Linked DNA regions of Mus musculus: regions 1 and 2 are each linked to region 3. A link is a loop called in an ENCODE intact Hi-C map of the cell type or tissue named here. Cell type or tissue: heart. All regions are shown on one strand.

Region 1 (2,500 bases), 120 kb before region 3:
GCACAGTCCTAAATATTTGGGAGGCTGAAGCAGGAGGATCCTAAGTTCAAAGACTGGCTGGGTTGTACAGTGAGTTTCAAGCCTACTTGAGTAACTTAAGACCTTGTGTTATGAGAAAACAGACATCCGGGAAGATAGTTCAGTGGTAGAGTGCTTGCCTACTGCACATGAGGTCCTCAATTCAATTCTCAGTGTCTCAAGTTACCAGCAAAACGAACAAATAACACCACTACCAAACCAAAGCCCCAAGCCCAGCCTGAAGAGTCACAGTAATGACAGAAGGACAGAACCAGGCAAACTATGCCAGAGACTAGCCACCCCTAAAGAGCTAATCCCAGACTTCTGCAAGCCCACGCCTCCAAACAACCACAGAAGAACATACACTCAACTGAGCCCTTACCATGGCAGCACACAGTGGAAAACTATGGAGATCGTGCAGGACATAGGATGTGCCCGAGCACACAAGTACCTAGGATGGGTCACAGACAGCTAGTTGGCTCTGCCTGCTCAGGTCCCTAAAAGACAAGTTCTTAAGTTGGGCCATATTTTCAAGTTCTGTTTGCATCAATCCCTCTTCTGATAAAAGACAACCTAGTCTAGAATGACACTGTGCTGTCACTGGAAACAAGTACAGACTATACAGTGTGGCTATACAGTGTGGGAGCAGCTGCCCTAGGCACATGGGGTGTGCGCATGCACATGCGTGTACATTCGTGTACCATGTGTCAGTCCTGCCCCTCATCCTGTCCTCTATCCACCTTCTCAACACTGGACTACTAGCCATCTCCTCTACATGCTAGTTTGTATAAAAACCCTCCCCATTGAGAGTTGGTGCAGAAACTATAGGCTGCTGAGTTAAACTGAATTTTGAGTCACAAGGAAGACGGTTCCAGTTTGACCACCCCTCTAATGTTACACAGGATAGCTGTTTTTAGTTGTTCAATCTAACACTCTGCCATATTCCCCGAGTCTCCTTCAGACCTGTCCCTGACTCCCACTTCTCTCCAGGCATCGTGGAGTTCCACCAATGGACAGCAGAGGACCCTGATTGCTCCTGAACTGGCTGTCCTAATACCAGCAGAGACTCGGGAGACTGTGCCCAGGGAGCCATGAGGGGACCCCAGTCAAGCACCATGTCCCATCAGCTGCTGAGGGTCTCAATCTATGCTTGGGTCCCATGGGAGCAGGCATTGAGGTCTTTTGCCTGAGAGCATGCTGGAAAACAATGGCTCTGTGAGCCAGTCAGTTATCTAAATCTGCGCCTCAGCTCTTCCTGCCCCTGGCTGTGCCACACTCTCGGGGTGTCAGAATCTGCAGTGATCAATGAGCTGAATGACCAGGTCCAAACACCTGAGTCTACTCCGTGCTCCAGCACTGTGAGGAGCAGAGCCAGCATAGACTGTGTTTGGCTGCGCTCCACACTGCCTACGTGACCTACCCCCATCAGCTTTTGTGTGGAACGTCCATCTAACAGCAATGGTGCTGGCCAAACCGGGCTGCTGAGGGTTCAACTTAATTTCCAGTGACTTGGAATAGTAACGCTATACGTCTGTTGGGACAGGCCCTGCCTCCGCCCTGGGCATTCTCACCTGGGTTTGGGTTCAGTCCAAGCACAGCAAAGGCAGCTTTAATGGGAGGCAGGACAGGCACATGTCTGTAGTCCAAACTACCCAGGAGGCTGACTCAGAAGGATCATTTGACTCCACTGAGTTCAAGACCCACAGAGACAACATGGAAAAAACCAGACAACAGTGACGATAAACCATAGAAAAGACGAGTTCTGTCACCATGGGTTCCAATCTATTGCCATCACTCCTTTATCCCCAGGACAGGTTTTCACAGAGACTATTTTTTTCTTTAAGACTATATTCATTCACTCACGCACTCACTCACCCACCCACCCACTCACTCATTCATTTTTTAAGAAAGTGCCCGTGCCATAGTGCAGACACTGAGGTCAGACACCACTTGTGGGAGTTGGTTCTCTCCTTCCACTACGTGGAACCTGGGAATCAAACTCAGGTCTTCAGTCTCGGTGGCAACGCTTTTATGCACTGAGCCATCCTGGTGGCCCAGAGACCTCTACTTTAAAGAAGAGGCACACGGGGCCTGAGAAACAAGCTGACCCAAGTCACACAAGCCAGCGTCTAAGGAAGGGACAGGGACACAGTTCAGCTCGGTTGAGAGGTAAATTGCAGCACTGCTCTTGCCCAAATGGCGTGTTTTCCTACTATCTAACCCAACAGCTGATCGCATGAAAGCGGACACAAATCAGAAGCTTCCGGCCACAGGCAAGGCCGTGTGCGCTGTCATATGGTTCCACTTTGCCTCTTCCTCTTCTCCATTAGTTATTAATGTTGAAAAAAATTGTTCAACCAGAAAAAGAAACTTGAGATGAACCCTTAAAAAAAAAAAAAAGGCACAAAAGCTGGAGTGGTTCAGCTCTCCGGATAATCTAATTCCCGGCGCCCTCGCCTTTCAGAAGTGAACCTTTGGACCT
Region 2 (2,500 bases), 120 kb before region 3:
CAAGAACAGGGACACCTGAAGAAACAGATCCTGGGCATGAGACAGGATCTTGGACTCACCTAGATATTGGGGGGTGGGGGTGGGGTACTAAGACCCAGCTAACTCAGACCAACTCACTGGCTGCAGGGTGATGTCCCCAGTCACACAACTCAGTTCCAGGAGACACTGAATCCCATTCATCTCTGATTGCACATCTTGCAAAGTGTGTACAGCTCCTGCCTCCAGAGTCTGGGAATCTGGGGGGTGGGGTGGGGTGCTGTGTTCACCTATGGTTGACACATAGGCAGGATTTACTTTACACACTCAGGAGTTGGAAGAATGAACACCATTATCTCCTATGGGGGTCTCAGGAGCCAGCAGGAGCTTCCTTGGGAACTAGAGACTTGAAGTCACAGCATACAATTAATTACCAATGACTACTCTAAGTTGTACAAGTGGGAAGGAAGGTCAGAGAGTCTCTGCTCTAGGAAGGCAGGAGGGCCTCAGCTTAGAATACATTTGCCACACAACCCTCCTCACACTGGGGGTGGGGGCAGCTGACTTATGTGAAGGATGCTCAGTCCTAGCTGGGCATAAACCTCCTGAGGCTGTGTTCTCAACTGGGAAAGCTAGTCTAGCTTCTAGTCACCAGGAATTACGTGTCCCCATACATTCTAGAAAGAAGGGTAATGGAGATTAAGGACAATCCAGTCTCCTGTTTGGCTCTGCATCTGTCCTTAGAGTGGCCTGCTGTCAGGTCCCCACTCTGGGCCTCCATCTGATACTTGTCCACCATCTGTAACTTCAATTTTGCTCTTAGGCAAAGGTTTCAATTACATAAAAGGTAACGGGCCCACCAGGACCTGGCAGTCTGCAGCGTGGAGAGAGCTGCTCACACCTCTCCTGTGGCACACCAAGCATCCAGAATCATTTGCAGAGACCAATTTCAGAGGCCTAGGGCTCAACAGCCCAGCCTTTCAGGAGGCCTCTCCCAGGCAGGCTCTGTGCACATTATGACTGACAGGGTCTCTAATGAGCCTTAATTGCCAGCTCAGCAGGCCTACAAACACATGCAGCAAAGGGGCAGGCGCAAACCACCCAATTACAGAGCACAGTGTCTGGCCAGACGAGGGCCACTGACCCAAGAGAAGGGTGGGCCCCAAACTCCCAAAACACCTTGCCAAAAGCAGTCTGGAGCCCACCCTAGCCCAGCTAGTGTGGCCATTTGGTGTTGACACCTGGCTTCAGGCTCCTTCGTGGGTACCACGGCTGCCTCCCTCCCCATCAGCATTTCTTTAATGATGGAGGACAGACCCCCCTTGCAGCGTGGAGAGGTAAAGGCCATACTGTATGCACACTGAGCAGCTGCCTACTGGCATTTTCTCTGGTGGCAGCATCTGTATTTGGAGCCAGCCATCTGCTGGTGACCTGCAGTGATGAGGGAAATCTATTCCTGGGAGCAGCTGTAGGCATAACCATGTGGCAGACAACAGGCTTTAGAGTCACTCAGGCTGGGGCTGATCCCAAGTCAGAAAGTTAGCAGTCAGTGGAGAGAGTCTGGGACCAGGTACCTGTGTCCCCACCTTCAGAAGACTGCCTGCGGAGTCTTGCGGAACCTTGCCATAGTTCTCCAGTGAAAAGCGGACTCTGGGACCTGAGGAGGTGTTAGCGCACGAAGACCAAGCGCCCAGGACCCACCCAGACAGCTGCTCCAACCCAAGTGCAAGTCTCATCTCACCTGGGAGGAAACTGAGGCCACATGAGGAGGGCAAGGGCTTAGCTTAACAGGAGCTTCCACTTTTAAGGTGCCCAAAGACCCCCACTTCATATTTTAGATACTGAAACAGATCAGCACCCTAGAAACACATGGCTAAGAATTCTGCAGGAGCCTGAGCTGCAAGTGTGGTAACCAGGTGGCCTGGCAAGGAAGGGGCACCAACTGGACATGTTTGTTTTCAAGAAGTGCAAAACCAACCAGTTCTCTGGTTGCCAGAGCTTTAGTGCCATGCCTGGCTGCTGGCACCACGGAGTCAGCAGCAACCTGAGGAGGGGTTAGCAGATGAGGTGCTCCAATAGCCTCAAAGAAAAGAAGACTTCGACAAGAGGGGAGAAAGCTAGAAACTGGGCCACTTTGTGACTGGGAAAAACCCTCAGAGGTGGCCTTGGGTGTCTGGATTCCAACAATCTGGAAGGAGAAAATCCTAACGTGGGAATGGGTCTGGAAGATCTGGCTCCTGCAGGTAGTGGCCGGGGACGGCTTGGTGTGTCCTAGTTCACCCTGACTCTTTGCAATAACCATTTAATCTGTGCAGCCTACCCCACCCATCTCCTGCCCCGCCTTGGACAGTTTCTAGATTCAGGGCACTCAGGGACAAAGGTGTTCGCTCTGCAGCCATGAAGAGCAATGACAGGCTAAGAAAGTGGAGATGTCTGAATTTTGGAGAAGCCAGTGGACACAGATTTCAGGTTGGCCCCTCAGAACCTCAACTCGACTTGGACTGGAGGGCTCCTTCCCACTTGA
Region 3 (2,500 bases):
CAGTCCCTGGCACCCACAGGGTGGAGGGGCACCCACTCCCACTAGCTGTCCTCTGACTCCCACATGTGCCATTATAGGGCATGCGCAGGCACCCACACACTCTGTATAAAATGCAGCAGGGTGGGGGGTTGTTTTTAAATCCATTTGAATGGAAGTCGTTCATGCTCAAATAAATACTCCCCGACTGTGGCCATGCAGACAACCCTAATTAAACTGTGGATGGAGTGGTGCACATCTTTGATCTCAGCCCTACAAGGCAGAGACAGGTAGATCTCTTAATTCAAGGCCAGCCTGCTCTACAGAGCCAGGTCCAGGACAGCCAGGGCTACACAGAGAATCCCTGTCTCTGAAAAACAAAACAAAACAAAACAGAGACAATCAGAGAAACAGAAAACAAAACCAAACCCTCATATAACATGCCGGGCAGTGGTGGCACATGCCTCTAATCCCAGCACTTGGGAGGCAGAAGCAGGGGTTTTCTGAGTTCAAGGCCAGTCTGGTCTACAGAGTGAGTTCCAGGACAGCCAGGGCTACACAGAGAGACCCTGCCTCAAAAAAAAAAAAAAACAAAAACAAAAACAAAGTATATAACATATATATATATATATATATACACACACACACACACACACATTATTTTATTTGTTATATGTTTTATTATATATAATATAGATATATAATATACGTATATTTTATATATATACATGTATACATATACATACACACATATATACACATACACACATGAGGAAGATGGGGTTCAGTAGGTATAAAATGGAGGATGAAAGAGGGCAACAGTAGAACGGGAGGAGGGCAATGGCCAAAATAATTATGTACAAATATGAAAAACCCAGGAAAGACAAGGCCTTCTGTACTCTGGATGTAGTCAGTCTTCGCTTCCCTTCCGCTATCTCCAAGGTCAGGGTCACCTCCGGCTCCCAGGCAACCTGTCACCTTGACGACCGAGCGAAGAAAAGCCGGAAGCCAGGGACGACGTATGTGATCCCGCGATATTTGGCGCGCCGGCTCCGGCCGGAAGCTTATGGTGGCGGCCGGCTCTCGCGAGACTTGCCATCAGTAGGAGCGCGGGGGCCGGCCGTGAAGAGTGCTGGAGTTGCCAGTGAGGAACATGTCGGAGTCCGAGCTGGGCAGAAAGTGGGACCGGTGCATGGCCGACACGGTCGTGAAGCTAGGTGAGCTCATCTGCCTCTGGTAGGCCCTGGGCTGGAGCCGAGCGGCCCGCGCGCGGACGGGAAGCCGCAGGGGTCAAGCCGCGGCCTGCTGCTGTCTGGACGGCGGGGCGCGCTGAGCTGCGGGGCGCTGACAGGTGACGACTGTCAAGCGGGGCGGCGAGGGCGACGAGGGCGACGAGGGCGGCGAGGACAACGGGCCGAAGGGCGCGGGAGTTTCCGAGGTGGCTGGAGGTGCAGGCCCGGGGAAGCAGCGGTGCTCCGGGAGTGGGAAGGCGTGCGGGACGCGCCGGGAAACTCTGTCACTCCATGCCCCATGTCCCCCGGGTTAGGCGAGCAGCCGGCCGGAGCGCAGACGGCTCCCCAGCCGGGAGCAAGCGGCCTTCGGAAGAAGGTCATAGAAGAAGGCGCTTAACCGCCTCCGTCGGGCCGCGCTGGCAATTGCGGTCGTGCCCGGCCTCATTGATCCGAACCCGCCTCGGGTCTGCAGTTGGAGCCGGGGGTTATTCTCCGGAAGAATGGCCGCAGTCAGATAGATCGCGGCCACCGCCGGCCCCCTCGGTAGTCCAGGTTGTCTCTTTGGACACGCGTCCTGTGACGACACACTTTGTGAGGTCACGGGGTCGGGGAAGGAGGCTCGGGGGGCGGGGGTGTCCCATATAATAGTGATGGTGATGCAGATGTTAGGCGCGCTGCTCGCCACGGTAGCTCGGAAATGACCTGTCTCGTCGTGAGTTGGAGCTCGGTGAAGGAGCTTGCCTGAAATCGCGTTGCTGATAATGTGGCATAGTTGAGAATCCCTCCCCCCCCAGGATTTCTTCCTTGGGGTTCTCAGGCTCTCTGCTGATCCTCGTCCACTCCATCTTTCTCTTGTTGATTGTCTGCAGCTATTGGTGTGTAGGCCAGAGATCGATGATGAGTGGCTTCCCTCCCTCAGTAGCTCTTTGCCCTATTTATTGAGACAGTGCCTCACTATGGAGACCTGGCTGGCCAGGAAAACTATGTCAGCCAAGTTAGCCCTGAACTCAGACACTCTCTGCTGGATTTAAAGGTGTGCACCACTACACAGGACTCTCACAGGAACTGGAGCGCATCAGTTTGCCTAAACTGGCTGCCCATTGAGTTTTGATCGGCCTTCTCCCCCTCCCCAGCATTTTTTCATGGGTGTTGAGGATTTGAGCTCAAGTCTTTTTTTTTTTTATGCCAGGGGCTTTATTATCCACTGAGCTGTCTCTCCAATTCCTCCGACTCTTTCTTCTATACTAACATTTATTGTTGAAACTTAGATCCCATTCTCTCCCCCCCGCCCC

The links. A loop is a pair of places that touch in the nucleus more often than their neighbours do. Peaks named below come from ENCODE experiments on the same cell type or tissue, not always from the same donor. Only the 100,000 strongest peaks of a DNase experiment are listed, where the experiment ranks them.
Region 1: a loop joins it to region 3, with 1.9 times the contacts of the local background. A loop is called at or near these places in 4 of 42 quality-filtered maps.
Region 2: a loop joins it to region 3, with 1.9 times the contacts of the local background. A loop is called at or near these places in 4 of 42 quality-filtered maps.

The regions. Positions count from the first base shown.
Region 1 is chr4:139,252,380-139,254,879 of GRCm38, reverse strand. The region is part of intron 2 of Capzb (capping protein (actin filament) muscle Z-line, beta); the gene reads right to left. Among named protein-coding and RNA genes, the nearest start is that of Slc66a1, 57 kb to the left of the region's middle. In heart, a CTCF peak has its summit at 1,010; a DNase peak (open chromatin) is centred at 1,429.
Region 2 is chr4:139,245,201-139,247,700 of GRCm38, reverse strand. The region is part of intron 2 of Capzb (capping protein (actin filament) muscle Z-line, beta); the gene reads right to left. Among named protein-coding and RNA genes, the nearest start is that of Capzb, 54 kb to the right of the region's middle. In heart, a CTCF peak has its summit at 1,439 (motif pointing left); a DNase peak (open chromatin) is centred at 1,460; H3K27ac peaks cover 1,363 bases.
Region 3 is chr4:139,129,615-139,132,114 of GRCm38, reverse strand. It overlaps Micos10 (mitochondrial contact site and cristae organizing system subunit 10), which reads left to right and starts at 1,002. Exons shown (of 4, transcript NM_001163006.2): 1 at 1,002-1,193. The coding sequence starts at 1,130. In heart, no CTCF peak of the experiment used is centred here; DNase peaks (open chromatin) are centred at 1,014 and 1,774; H3K4me3 peaks cover 1,794 bases; H3K27ac peaks cover 2,027 bases.